2 separate regions of the Mus musculus genome follow, and region 1 is linked to region 2. The links are chromatin loops, found by intact Hi-C in ENCODE. Cell type or tissue: left cerebral cortex. All regions are shown on one strand. Links, peaks and the distances in the headings refer to the core of each region. The heading gives the core; the rest is flanking DNA.

Region 1 (7,303 bases), core at 1,908-4,407, 120 kb after region 2:
GACAGAAACTGGAAGGATCCTGTCCCTGGCTGCTCCTCAGTTCTTGTGTCCTGAGGGCTCCAGGAGGGTCCCTCTGAGCAGAAGTGGTGACTATCTTAAGAAGAGTAATTTTGATAGATGTTATGTTTTGTTAGAACATGGTAACTGCATGTGAAAAGAAGATAGGTGATAATAAGAAACGAAACATGACTTGGGTTTGAGTGTGGAAATGAGAGAACAGGAAGTTTGGAGGGGCTATGTTTGGAACATGTAATAGCTCTGTGTTCTAGCATACCATGTTTGACATGTTGGAAAAAGTTTAGCTTACATCATGCTTCCAGAGTTAGGATGCGTTTTTCTCTTAGCTTCATTTACACAGATAGTACTTTATTCACTTTAATTAAGCAGGTCTTAATTAATTAGTTAATCAGTGCCTACTGTACATAGCAGAGCCTTAAGGCACGTCTAGTGACTCTTCCTTTGCTCTGTGTTCCTGTTCCTTTCTTTGAAAACTTTTCATGTTTGAGGCTGTATTTGAGTTCTATTGAGCCACTAGGAAAGGAGAAGTGGGATAAGAAAAAAGGAAAAACACTGCTTTAAATGAGCCAAAAGCTATTTTTCTTTTACAGAAAGTCCCAGTAGATCTGTGTTGCAGGAAGCAGGATTCAGGACCAAGCCCTGAGTAACTGCAGCCTGGATCCCATGAGAAGAACTGGGGTTGGGAAAGGATATAAGGAGACAGAGGTTACAAAGTGGGACAGTGTAGTCTCTTACTCCCCATAAGATTATAACTTTCCTCGTGATGGATAGTGCCCTGTAAAGCTTTATTTATTTTTGTTTTATGTATATCAATGTTTGCCTGCACATGTATGTGTACTGCATGGGTGTATTGTGCCTGTGGGGACCAGAAGAAGGTGTCAGATGCCCCCGTACTGGAGGAATAGATGGTTGTGATGCACTCTATGCATATTGGCAGTCAAACCCTGGTCTTCTGCAGCAGCACTAAGCGCTCTTTAACAGCTGAGCCATTTCTCCAGTCCTGAAATACAAGTCCAATAAGTAGTTCCTTAAATAGATGAATGAATGAAAGAAAAGGCTTGGAAAACTCTTGCTAGTAATACAGTTGACTTTGTGCTTCAGTAGACACTGCAAGACAATGTGGGATGGCATGTAATCTCTAGACACAGATATACACTAAAGCATAAAATGAAAGGGAGTCACTTTAAAATTTTTACTTCCTTTTTTTGATACTTATTTATTCTACTCCCCCCCATAGACATGGGGAATTTTATTTTTATTTGCATTTTAACTAGAATGTTTTGACATTTTTTTGAATTTTTGTATGAATTTAAGATATAAATTTGAAAAATTAAGAAATGGATGATTTAAAACTTGAATATTAATAAGAAATTGAATGTTTTATCTGAATTATTTATATTTTTCCCCTTTAAAAAATGTGTATGGCTGTTTTGCCTGCATGTCTATCTGTGTACCACATGTGTGCAGTGCCTGTGGAGGAAGGAAGATGTCAGCTCCTCTGAGCTAGAGTTGTAGGTAGTTGTGAGCCACCACATAGGGGCTGAGACTTAAGCCTGGTCGTCTGCAGTAGCAGCCAGTGCTCTTACATACCGAGCCATCTCTCCAGCCTTCTGAATTCTCTCGTAGTACACTGAGTCTCAGGGTTAAGATATTGAAGTAATACCCTTGGCCATAACCACAGCCCCTGTTCTTGTTAATACTGTATACTACGCATAGATGTTATATGCAGATGTTATCCTGTTCTTGTTAATCTGTATACTACGCATAGATGTTATATGCAGATGTTATCCTGTTCTTGTTAATCTGTATACTACGCATAGATGTTATATGCAGATGTTATCCTGTTCTTGTTAATACTGTATACTATGCATAGATGTTATACGCAGATGTTATCCTGTTCTTGTTAATACTGTATACTATGCATAGATGTTATACGCAGATGTTATCCTGTTCTTGTTAATACTGTATACTACGCATAGATGTTATATGCAGATGTTATCCTGTTCTTGTTAATCTGTATACTACGCATAGATGTTATATACAGATGTTATCCTGTTCTTGTTAATACTGTATACTACGCATAGATGTTATATGCAGATGTTATCCTGTTCTTGTTAATACTGTATACTACGCATAGATGTTATATGCAGATGTTATCCTGTTCTTGTTAATACTGTATACTACGCATAGATGTTATATGCAGATGTTATCCTGTTCTTGTTAATACTGTATACTACGCATAGATGTTATATACAGATGTTATCCTGTTCTTGTTAATACTGTATACAACGCATAGATGTTATATACAGATGTTATCCTGTTCTTGTTAATACTGTATACTACGCATAGATGTTATATGCAGATGTTATCCTGTTCTTGTTAATACTGTATACTGTGCATAGATGTTATATGCAGATGTTATCCTGCCTCAACTCCTGTAGATTTTAGGTATTTTAAAAGTCATTTTTAACAGAAGTTGGTAATTGTCAGGAGATATCCTTAAGTTCTGTAAAAAGAGAAAAAGCCATCACACTGATAGTTAAGTTTATTTTTCAGGCTGAAAACGTCACCAACCTTGGCTTTGTGTTTAGATTTGTACATATATTAATTTAAAATTTGAATTTACATTTATTTTATATAAATGTACTTTTTTTTTTTTTTTAACCAGTTTGGATTTAGGTGGCGAATAGAAAAAGAAGTAATTTCAGGAAAAGGTAACTTTTTAAAAATTTTTACTTTCTAATTGATCACAGTTTACTTTGTTATATAGAATTGAAATCACCAGGTGAGAATTTTTTCTTATAAAAATAAAGTTTGGGAAAAATGTATTTCTGATATATATGTTGTTAGCAAAGATCAGAATTTAATGCTTTCATGACTTCTTTAGAATTTGGTCCTTAGAATATTTGAGGATATGTGGACAATGTTTTAAGAATTAAAGATTTAGTAACAAGGAACAAGTGCTTGATTATCAATTATAACAAAATATTGATAGTACTGCATTCCAACAAAAATCATTATTTTGAAGATGTTAAATATCATTCGTGAACCCAATAGAGTTGCACTCCAGCTCCAGGGATCGGGAGCCCTCTTCTGACCGCTCCCGGCACCGCGCCTGACGTGCACGGATATGAGTGGCAGGGGTGTTTTCTGTGACTGATAAAGGCTCTGTAGAGGGGAGGGAAAGGGGATGAATTTAAAGCAGCTCTCTTTTGGGTCAGTGAGGCGGTTGGTGGCTAAGGACAGGTGCCACACCAGCCTAGCAACTTCATTTCAATCCCTCAAGCTAGAGTTAAAGGAGAGAACACACTCAACAGAATTGTCCTCTGAACTCTACATGCATGCACGCGTGTGTGCTCAAGCACACACACACATGCCGTGCACACACAATATTAAATATACTTTTTGGGTTTTGTTTTTCAAGACAGGGTTTTTCCGTGTAGCCCTGGCTGTCCTGGAGCTTGCTCTGTGAATGAGGCTGGGCAGGAACTTGATCCTCCTACCTCTGCTTCCTGAGTGTTGAGATTAAAGGTGGGCACCACTGCCACCACCATCCCCAGCTCCCTATCCCCCTACTCTCCCACCCCCAGCTAAGTAAACATTTTAAAAAATAAGGCAATTCAAAAGTTTTCTTAAGGTCATGTTTTATTTTGTATCTTTACCTAAAATTATGAGATATCTGAGATGTCACTAGTAAAAATATCTGTATTAATTTTGTCAAGTGAAATTTTTAGGAGAGTATATAAAACTGCTTTTAAAAAAATGGCAGGCTGCCGGCCGTGGTGGCGCACGCCTTTAATCCCAGGGAGGCAGAGGCAGGCGGATTTCTGAGTTCGAGGCCAGCCTGGTCTACAGAGTGAGTTCCAGGACAGCCAGAGCTATAAAGAGAAACCCTGTCTCGAAAAACCAAAAAAAAAAAAAAAAAAAAAAATGGCAGGCATTCTCTAAGTTCTTAAATGAATATAGGACTAGTGGGGAAGCAGAGAACAAGCTGTTGCTCTGTTAAAACAGTGTTGTGCTTGCTGTTTAACAGACATTACTAAACATGCTAAACATGCTTAATTAATTAGCTTTTCATTTGGGATAACTTGTACAATAATTCTGTGACTTCCTTACATACTTCATGGCATGACATGTATGTATACACACAATAGATAGATAGATGCATACATACATACATACATGCATGCAGAAAGTGTGTTTTAAGTTCAAGTCGTCCTCTGCTACATGATAAGCTTGAGGTTAGTCTGGGGCACATATGCTAGATCCTGGTGCAGACGACTGAGTTACAAATCAGCCTTTGGATGCTGATGTTAGAGTTTCATTTTGGCAGTCTTTTGCATTTTATGAAAAAGAATTTATGGTTTCTATTTGTTACTCTTGGTGCAAATTATTGTGGTGGAAATTGTTCTTTGTATAAATCATTTTTATTTTCTCTTTCTCTTTTTCTGCCAAAATAGTTTTGAGTTGTGCTTATGTCCAAATCATTTTTTTGTCCTTAGAAGTTTTTAGATAGAATTTTATGTAAATGATATATTTGAAAACATTAATTTAACATTTAGCTAAATACTGAAAGGACTGACATCTAAGAGCATGTCTTTTGGGAAATGATCTCTTTCAGGGTTTTAGTTAGTACACTTACTATTTCACTTTCTAAAGTGTAAGATTCTCTAATATGGACTCACTAAAATTCTACTTAAATAAACAGTTTACCAACAGGAATTGTGTGCCAGCTTTTGTTTTAAGAGTTCAGCTCTTTAGCTTGGTCCGGTGGCACAGTCTCATGGTCCCAGCTACCCTGGGGATGTTTGCAATTCAGTCCTGACCTTTAGAACAAGTTCTAGGCCAGCTTAGGCAATGTGGCAAGCAAGCAAGAAATAATAATAGTGTTTTTGTTTGTTTGTTTTAAGACTTAATGGTAAAACAAACACTTTGCATGCACGAGGTCCTGGGTTCAGTCCCCACTGTAGAAGGAAAAAAGCATCTCTCTGATTTCATATTTCAATACATGCATGCTATAGTTATTGTGGTCATCATTTTTCATGCTGACTTTGTATTGAATTTATTATATTTATTTTATAATTTTTAAAGGAAAATTTTAGAGGTAATAGGTTCTTGTAGGTGACTCCTATCATGTACTGTGGGTGACAGTCCTTTTCTTTTGCAGGCCAGTTTTTTTGTGGAAATAAATGTTGTAATGAAAAAGAAGGCCTGAGGAGCTGGGAAGTCAACTTCGGTTACACTGAGCACGGTGAAAAGAGAAACGCACTTGTTAAATTAAGTAAGACGTGTTCAGTGGATTTCTTCCAAATTTACCTTGAATTTAGAACTGAAAAAAATGTATGTACTATTTAATTTTAAAAGATTTGGTATATTTTCCTGAAAGTATACTTTTTCCCTGTAGTTTCCCCAAACCTCAAATAAAATTTGAATCTAAAGTCTTTAGCATTATGGAAGCGCTTTGATAAGACAATTCTAATGTCAGATTTCAGCTGGTAACTTGTAGAGTCATCTGTTACAAGCTTGAGGATGGCACTAGATTAGGAGTCTAAGTCAGAGTATCAGAAAGGCAGTGTAGACCTCACATCTGATTGTGTAGCCGTAATTATCAGCAATAAATACATTTTCTTTCTGACAGTGAGTGAAGATTTTGGAAAAATATCCTTTTAAAAAAGTTTTTACGTAACTAACTTAATATTAATTTTACTTAATAATGAGTTTCACTATGTCATTTTCATGTATGTACACACACACACACACACACGTACACATATGCTATTTACTCTCTCTTGTCCCCTCATACACTGATCCCCTTTTTCTTCCTCATTAGTCCTCATGTGTGTGTCTGTGTGTGTCTGTGTGTGTGTGTGTGTGTGTGTGTGTGTGACCCAATAAGTGTAGTTAGGGTTACTTACGAGGTGAGGGATTATTTACAGGACCCACTTACCAGTTGCTCTACACCTGAAGAAATCTTCAGGAGTACAGAGTCTCACGAATCTCCCCCAACTCCACAATGATGGACTGTTCATGCATTTAATAGTCTGAAGGTTTTATACAAGTAATCACAGCTGCTGAGAATTCAAGGCTGTAGTAGTTATGTCATGCTCAGAGGACAGAGTTATGTGACGCACTGTGCTACCTCTGGGTCTTCTTTTTTCTTTTTTTCTTCTGCTTTCTCACTGTAGATGTTCCCTGAGCCTTGGAGGCTCTAATATAGGTGCCCTAGTAAGAGCTGAGCCAGTTATTCTCAGCACTTGGACTAGTTATGAGTCTCTGCACTAATAACTGCACTCATAATTGTCTCTCACTGCAAAAAAGTTGAGCCTAGCACCATTCTGGGTAATTAGGAGACTATTTGACAACCACACCAGACTATTTAGGAAAGCAGTAGCAATAGCTTCCATACTAGGACCAGCCACAAGCCCGTGACCAGATTTGGAGTAAGATTTCCAGTACTTCATGTGGACTTCCTCCTGTAGAGTGAGCCTTAAATACCATCCAGAGTAGTTGGTTACCCCATAACAGTCATGCCACTATCACACCAGTGGGCAGGCACATCTTGTCTGGGAGATGGGTTGTCTAACATGAAGGATTCGTGGCTGAGCAAGACCATTGATGACAACTCTCCCAGAACCCCCTGCACAGTACCTTCTGGCACTGTGAAAGCTAATCTCTAGAGAGGAAGCTTCCAGCTCCATTTCCTTTGTCTCTCACACAAGCAAAGCATATGGTATCTTCAATTGCGCTGTCTCCTCTGGCTTCTAATGGGCAACTAATGGCCCTAGCACCAGTCAGTGTTGTTTAAAAGTATAGAGATGAGCTAGTGACATGGTTCAGTGGGTGAGGTACCTGCTACCAAGCTTGACATCTTGAATTTATTCCCTGGAGCCCACAATGTGGAAGGAGACAACAGACCATGTAAACTGTCCTCAGACCTCCATACACTCATCGCACTCACTGTGGTGCATGCACATCCCCTCGCCACAAAGTAAATACCATGTAATTAGGAAACAGTGTAGAGGGACTGGAGAGATGGCTTAGAGGTCAGGAGCATTGGCTGCTCTTGCAAATGACCCAGGTTTGATTTCCGTAGCCACATGATGATTCACAGCCACCTGTAACTCCAGTTCCAGGGGAGCCAGTACCCTCTTGGCCTCCACAGTGAGCCTGTATGCACATGTCCAGGCATGTGTGTAGACAAAACACTCATACATATAACTTTTAAAAATAAAGAAAAAGATTAGAGATAAATGTTACTTTGAGTGTTGTTCTCTCTGAGTTTCTC
Region 2 (7,303 bases), core at 2,751-5,250:
ACTCACAGGATCCACTTGCCTCTGTCTTCCAGTACTGGAATTACATGCTTTGTTCTGTTTTGTTTTTAAAGGATTTATTTATTTTATGTATATGAGTACACTATAACTGTCTTCAGACACACCAGAAGAGGGCAACTGATCCCATTATAGATGGCTGTGAGCCACCACGTGGTTGCTGGGAATTGAACTCATGACCTCTGGAAGAGCAGTCAGTGCTCTTAACCACTGAGTCATCTCTCCAGCCTGTTAAAGGGTTTTTAAAAAAGCAATAGTTAGAAACATTTCTTACTACCTGATTTATGTTTGATAGAAACTGCTTTGCTCTTCTCTCTGTGTCAAATCAGAAGGTTCTGTGCCACCTCTAGATCACCTTGTATGATCAGGGGCTTTTCAAACATATTTCGTGATCCACAAGGGTCTGTGTATATTCTGGAGAGAGGAGCTTTTTCTCAGAGGATTCATGCTTGTATGCGCTGTAGACTCTATTGTTATAGAATGGTCACCCCCCAGAGCCACGCTGCAGGACTGCAGTTGATTCAGACCCAGTTCCTCCAGAGGCTCCTCACTGCCCCTGCAGAGCAAACTGGCCTTTAGTGCAAACTACAGTTTTGTGTAAAAGGTTCTCTGACTCCACAGGGCAGATCTACCTAGGGGTCCTAATACAATACAGATCTCTGGGAGGATCCCTAGAGACTCTTGTTCAGTGAATCTAACAACTGTCAGAAATCTACATCTCTAACAAGCATCCTTAGTTAAATTGGGGTACTGGTGTGCTACTGATCGGTGGACATTTTGAAAGATGCTTATTATTGGGGAGGGAGGAACACCTCTCCCTTCTTATAACAAGCTCTATTTTGAGACCCTAAAAACTTCATTCATCGAATCAAACATTTGCTTAAGCCAAACACCTTAGAGTCATAAGAAGTACTAGCCATGATTACACCAAAATTATGTGTTATCTGAAATTCACATTTAGCTGGGCTTTCTCTATCTTTTCTGGCACAAGACAGGAGACATTGTATGTGAGGCAAGCCAAGCTTGAGATGGAGCTGAAGGTTGCGTGGGAGGTACTCTTGAGATGTACACATGTCAAACGCTGGAGAAAGAAATTTATTTCTGGTCCCAGGAGCCCCAGCCAATCATAGGTGCCTGCCAGAAAAAACTCAAAGCTGCTCTAACAGTGGGGCTGATGTAACCCAGACTCTGTATTCAGCTCCAATCTAGCACTGTGTATAAACTGCCACTTGGGATGCAGTCCTCTGTGGCTGAGGGCCACTGTGGCACCAGCTGAAGGGACTCTGCTGATGAGATTCCCAGCAGCCAGATAAGTCCTTCCTGGAAGGGGATCCATTTTCCTTGAAGGCAGTGGATCTCGGTGTGTACTCTAACTCTGAGATCTAGAAATGGAGACAGTGTGGGTTCTAGACATTAAAAATGCATGCAATTGTATTTTCTGCTTGAGAGGGAACGGTAAATACCTGGATATGGTGGCTACACTGATTTGGCAGGAAGCCTCTGGCCTACAATGATGTACCGCCACAGGGCTTTCCTGAGCTGGTTCACAATGGGTATTTTTTTGTAGATACCGACATTGTCACCCCCCCACAGCACAGCCCGGAAAAGAAGAATTCTGAGAGTGAATGAGTGACTCACAGGGAAGCCTCCAGAGCGGAATAAATAAATAAATAAATAAATAAGGTAGAAGAGAAGCAAAAATTTCTAGCTAATCATGGGGGTGCCAGATTCAATTATACCTAAGATGTGCAGGACAGTTTGCCTATAACTGTCTCAGGATTACCTTGCCTCCTATTTCCTATTCATTCACTCATTCATTCATTCATTCATTTATTTATTCATTCACAAATGCTAATTGATGATCATAAGTACTCTTACTTCCCGCAGGAGAGGATTTCTAAGAAACCTGTTGTATAATTTGAGTGAAGAAGAAGAAGCTGTTCATATTCTCTTAAACTTTTCAATCCATGCTTTTCTTTGAGATAGGCATTCCAGTTTCTCTCTCCTCTACGTCAATAATTTATTAAAAAAAAAAAAAAAAAAGGACTGGTTCCCATAGCAACTTCAAAGGTTAACAGCCCCAGCTAGGCCAGCAAGATTTTCAGAAACCGTTTATCATAGCATCTCCGGGGTTTCTAAGAGGGGTGAGGGGAATCTGTTTAAAACATTTAAGAGCAAAACACAGTGAGGGAATAAACAAGTGCACACATGGACACCTTTGCTGGCCCACTGTTGGGCTTCCTGAATGCTGGTGCCTTATTACAGTGCAGAAAGAGGGAGAGAATCCATTGAAAGTTGTGGACCCAACAATATACTGCATGATGCAGAGTTAGAGGAGAGACAGCCCTTCTCATACAGACTTTTTTTTTTTTTTTTTTGGCAATAAAGTTTCAAGGGGTTGCAGCTGAGTATGGCAGCTCACACCTATAATCTTGGGACTCAGGAGGAAGAGAACAAGGCTTTGAATCCTGGATAAGTGTGACAGAATAGGAGAACCTAGTTGGTAGCAAGATATACAAAGTTTAAATAGATGTCAGATGTAGTTAGCTGTGTCCCATAGAAGTGCCTCTAAAAGTCTTGATAGATAAAGAATGCTAAAGAATGGAAAGTTTAGGGGCTGGAGAGATGGATCAGTGGTTAAGAGCACTGACTGCTCTTCCAAAGGTCCTGAGTTCAAATCCCAGCAACCACATGGTGGCTCACAAACACCTGTAATGAGATCTGATGCCCTCTTCTGGTGTGTCTGAAGACAGCTACAGTGTACTTATCTATAATAATAAATAAATCTTAAAAAAAAAAAGAAGAATGGAAAGTTTCTGCCTATTTTAAGACAGATTGCTTGGAGAGGTCTTGTGGTCTTTGCTCTGACTTGAGACAAAGTCAGCTGAATGGCCTTAAGCTACCCCACCATAAAGGTAGAATGGTTGGCCCCTACTGATTTGGCTTGGAGTCCCTACCCTGTGATGGTGACAAGGCTCTGTCTGCCAAGAATGTAGGGGAAGAGCTAGAGACTTCTTTTATAGCAATTGAACATTTGAGAGCTCGCTCTTTTGGCTTTTTTTCCCCTTTCTTTCTTTTTTGAGACAGGGTCTCTCTACATAGCCCTGGATGTCCTAGAATTCCTTCTGTAGACCTGGCTGGGCCTCAAAACCACAGAGATCCATCTTCCTCTGCTTACTGAGTGCTGAGACTAGAGACATAGGCCACCACACCCTGCTAATTTATTTATCTTTTGTTTTGTTTTGTTTTTTTGTGGTTTTTTTGTTTTGTTTTGTTTTTGTTTTTCAAGACAGCATTTCTCTGTATAGCCCTGGCTGTCCTGGAACTCACTTTGTAGACCAGGCTGGTCTCGAACTCAGAAATCCACCTGCCTCTGCCTCCCGAGTGCTGGGATTAAAGGCATGCGTCACCACCCTTGGCAATTTATCTTTGAGTCTTTTGGTCCTAAACAAACGTCTTTGCCAGTTGATGGTTTGGTTGAATGTTACCTTTTGCTTAAAAGACTATTCAGCTACCTTGTAGCTCGACAAAAGTAAACTAATACATGTGTGGGTCAATTGTCCTTGTTCCAGCCATCATTCATTATGCAGTATCATTCCATCATGGGTACTGTTCATCAGACAGTGACTCTAGATATCAAGTGATGACAATCCTCCATTGTTCTTCAAAATGCTCTCAGTTCTTCTAGTACTCAACCAGGGTCTCAAATCAGATACTCTGCACAGCAGATATTTACATTACAATTCATAACAGTGGCAAAATTACAGTTATGAAGTAGCAATGAAATCATACTCTTATGGTTGGGAGTCACTGCAAGATGAGGAATTGTATTAAAGGGTCACAGTATTAGGAAAGCTGAGAACCACTGGTCTAGCTCCTTGTATTTCTATGAACAGTTTGGCAGTAGATCACTAACTACTGTAGTGAGCCTTGCTGATTTTTGAAAGGGGATGAATCAAGTCTCGATGGTTTAATTTGGAGAGAATTGCCATTTCGACAGTATTGAGTCCTTCAGTGCATGAACATGCTGCCTTTCTGCTTTAGATGATGGGTTTAAATACCCCAGGGGGACATTCCAGAGAACCAGGGGAGCATTTTAGCTGCTGACCTTCATGGGTGAAGGACAGCTTACCATTGCCAGCTCAAGGTCACCCTCTTCTGTCAGTGTAGTGAAGTACAGTTCCCAGGAGAAGGCTTTCCCCCTCTCATTTATATTTAAGGGGAGATCACTTTAATGTTGTGTGCACGCTTGCCATGACTAAGTCACGCCATGACACTTGTTGGCAGGGCAGAAGACACCCGGTGGGAGTAGATTCTCTCTTTCCACCATGTGGGGTCCTGGGTAGAACTCAGGTTGGTCAGGCTTGGCATCAAACACTTTTACCCCCTGAGCCATCTTGCTGGCCCTTCTGTGTATTTTTATTTATTTTACCAAATCCCAGTCTTAAATTCTCCTACCCATGTTTTTATAGATGTTATCATATAGGGGTTTTTCCTTTTTTTGTTTTGTTTTCTTGAAGATTTTAAACAGATTAATCTCACAGACCATTCGAGGGTCTTCCAGATGTAGAACAGCTGTTGTATGTATGAGCGGGATGAGCAACCTCCCACACATAAGTAGATGTATTGAGATGTACTACTTATTAGTTACTATGACATTTTGTTTTTCAGAACAGGGTCTTTGTTATGTAACCTTTGGGAGAGTGGCCTCCCAAGTGCTAGGATTACAGGCCACCATACCTGCTTGTGTGTGTGTGTTTTTTTTTAAACCTTCTTAGGAGACTTCTTTTTTGTTTTAATTAATTAATTTATTTATTTTTTATATGTAAGTACACTGTAGCTGTCTTCCGACACTCCAGAAGATGGCATCAGATTTCGTTATGGATGGTTGTGAGCCACCATATGTGGTTGCTAGGATTTGAACTCAGGACCTTTGGAAGAGCAGTCTGCGCTCTTAAGCGCTGAGCCATCTCACCAGCCCCTCTTAGGAGACTTCTGTGGTGGCTAGAGTTACATTTAAAGTTTAAATTGCTGTGCTTAAGATATCTATAAAAGGGCACTGGAGAGATGGCTTGGCGGTTAAGAGCACTGGTTGCTCTTCCAGAGGTACTAAGTTCAATTCCCAGCAACCACACGGTGGCTCACAACCATCTGTAATGGGATCCGATACCCTCTTCTGGTGTGTATGATGACAGAGACAGTATATTCACATTCATAAAATAAATAAATCTTTAAAGAAAAACAAAAAACAGATATCTATAAAGCAGAAATGCCTCTTACTTGTAAGCCGCACTTGCCCAAGGACAGATAACGTCCTGAATGCTGGGAGCTGTTGCTTATGTAAGATAAGAAACCAGCTTGGTTGCCCCAACTGCACAGGATCACGTGATCGATCACATGTAGGTGAAAGGAGCATCAGGATGTATGCTTACCCCTGATTGGATGAATGTGGGAAGTACGCGGAGCCTTGTGGGTTTTGCCTTTATAAGCCTCTGACTAACTCATGACCGTGCTGAGGGAATCCCTGATATGGAACTCAAATTTTGTCACAGTGGGATTAACACTTCCCCCACTTATCTCCAGATTGTAAAGCACTTTCAAGCTGGGGCTGCTTTGGCCTCTGTCTCACCCTGGCTCAGTCTGATGAGCTCCCTAGACTCAACCTTTGTCTGAATTCTCATCTCATTTCAGAGGTCCTCGTTTCCAGAGTGCCAATTTTCAAAACTCACATGGTATAGGTCATTTGGGGACCTACTTGGAATCCCAGAGCTGGTATAGGACAAATTGAAGTGATCCAAGAGTTAATGATACTGCACCTTAGCCGGGCATGGTGGCGCACGCCTTTAATCCCAGCACTTGGGAGGCAGAGGCAGGTGGATTTCTGAGTTCGAGGTCAGCCTGGTCTACAAAGTGAGTTCCAGGACAGCCAGGGCTATACAGAGAAACCCTGTCTCGAAAACCCAAAAAAAAAAAAAAAAAAAAAAAAAAAGATACTGCACCTTATTGGAACTTCTCTCCGGACACCCGCCTGAGTAAAAGGAACTTTTGAAGAACAACGTGGCCATTAGTACCTTCTACCTTGGCGGAGTGATGGTCTTGGGAAAGGAAAAAGACCCCTGACACCTATATGTATACAGGCACTATCACATACTTCAGTGTATCCAACGGGTTCTCGAAAAAGCCACTTGTTGCTTAAGATGGTCTTCTCTTCTTTCCTTTCCACACTGAGTGAATAATCCCCTCCCCCTTCCCCCATTCTAATCTCTTCAAGGAAGCACCTCTGAGCATGCTCAAAGAAAGCCTCCTCCTGATAATCCATCCTTTGTCCACTTGCATTGTCAGCTCCCTCTAATCTCTGAACAGAGTTTTCCTCCCAGCCGACTGAGCTCTGGACACTGGCGCTGAGAAGGAGGCGTGTCCTGCATTGTGGTGCTCTTTGGTCTGCCCACTGTATTGGTGAGGCGGGTTCATATTGGCAGGAGGTGTGGCCAATCTTCCTCCAGGGGGCTTGCTGGACTCCAACCCCACCATTTGTCCCTGTGGAATTGGAAAATGTTGAATGTTAAGTTTCATTGTCTTGAGCCACTGAAACTTTCCTTGCATGTTTTGTGAGAAGCATGTAAATATATAGATATCCTGTTTCTCATCCTGAATAACTCAAAGGACAGAGGAAGAGAAGTGTGGATTCATGTGACCTGAATGCTGCAGGCCTTTGAAAATATAAGGATGACAATATTTATCTGAACTGGAAAACATGCCCCAGGGGCCAGACACTGTTTCCAGAAGTCTCACTTGAGGAAACCAAGTAGCAGAAATAGAAGGTTCGCAACAAAGGTATTTATGGGAGTTTTACATTTTGTTATAAAGATCTGGATAGAATACATTTTCTAACAGCCGAGAAATAATTAGCAACTGCAAAATAATGATTTCCAAAGAGTGCATAATGACAGAAAGAAAACTGTTCTTAACTACTTTATCTTTTAATTTTGGGAAATTAAACCAGGACACTATACATGCTAGGTGTGGTGGTTTGAATGAAAATGGCTCCCATCTGCTGATATATTTGCAGACTTAGTCCCCTGGTGGTGGATCTGTTCTGGAAGGACAAAGAGGTGTGGCTTTGTTGGAAGAGTTGTGTTATTAGGAATGTGCTTTTAGGTTTAAAAGCCTATGCCATTCCCAATGTGCTCTCCCTACCTTGTGCTTGTAGATCAGATGTGAATTCTCAGCTCCTGCTTCAGCGCCATGCCTGCCTGCCTGCCCCCATGCTCCCCACGACATTCATGGA

The links. Peaks named below come from ENCODE experiments on the same cell type or tissue, not always from the same donor. Only the 100,000 strongest peaks of a DNase experiment are listed, where the experiment ranks them.
Region 1: a loop joins it to region 2, with 3 times the contacts of the local background. A loop is called at or near these places in 2 of 42 quality-filtered maps.

What each region holds. Positions count from the first base shown.
Region 1 is chr19:38,202,692-38,209,994 of GRCm38, reverse strand. It overlaps Fra10ac1 (FRA10AC1 homolog (human)), which reads left to right. Exons shown (of 14, transcript NM_001081075.2): 8 at 2,687-2,732; 9 at 5,186-5,299. Among named protein-coding and RNA genes, the nearest start is that of Fra10ac1, 18 kb to the left of the region's middle. In left cerebral cortex, for the core only: a CTCF peak has its summit at 3,109 (motif pointing left); a DNase peak (open chromatin) is centred at 3,122.
Region 2 is chr19:38,326,296-38,333,598 of GRCm38, reverse strand. Gm9886 (a long non-coding RNA gene) reads left to right here and starts at 6,308. Exons shown (of 5, transcript XR_003952846.1): 1 at 6,308-6,849; 2 at 7,226-7,303. In left cerebral cortex, for the core only: a CTCF peak has its summit at 4,169 (motif pointing left); no DNase peak of the experiment used is centred there.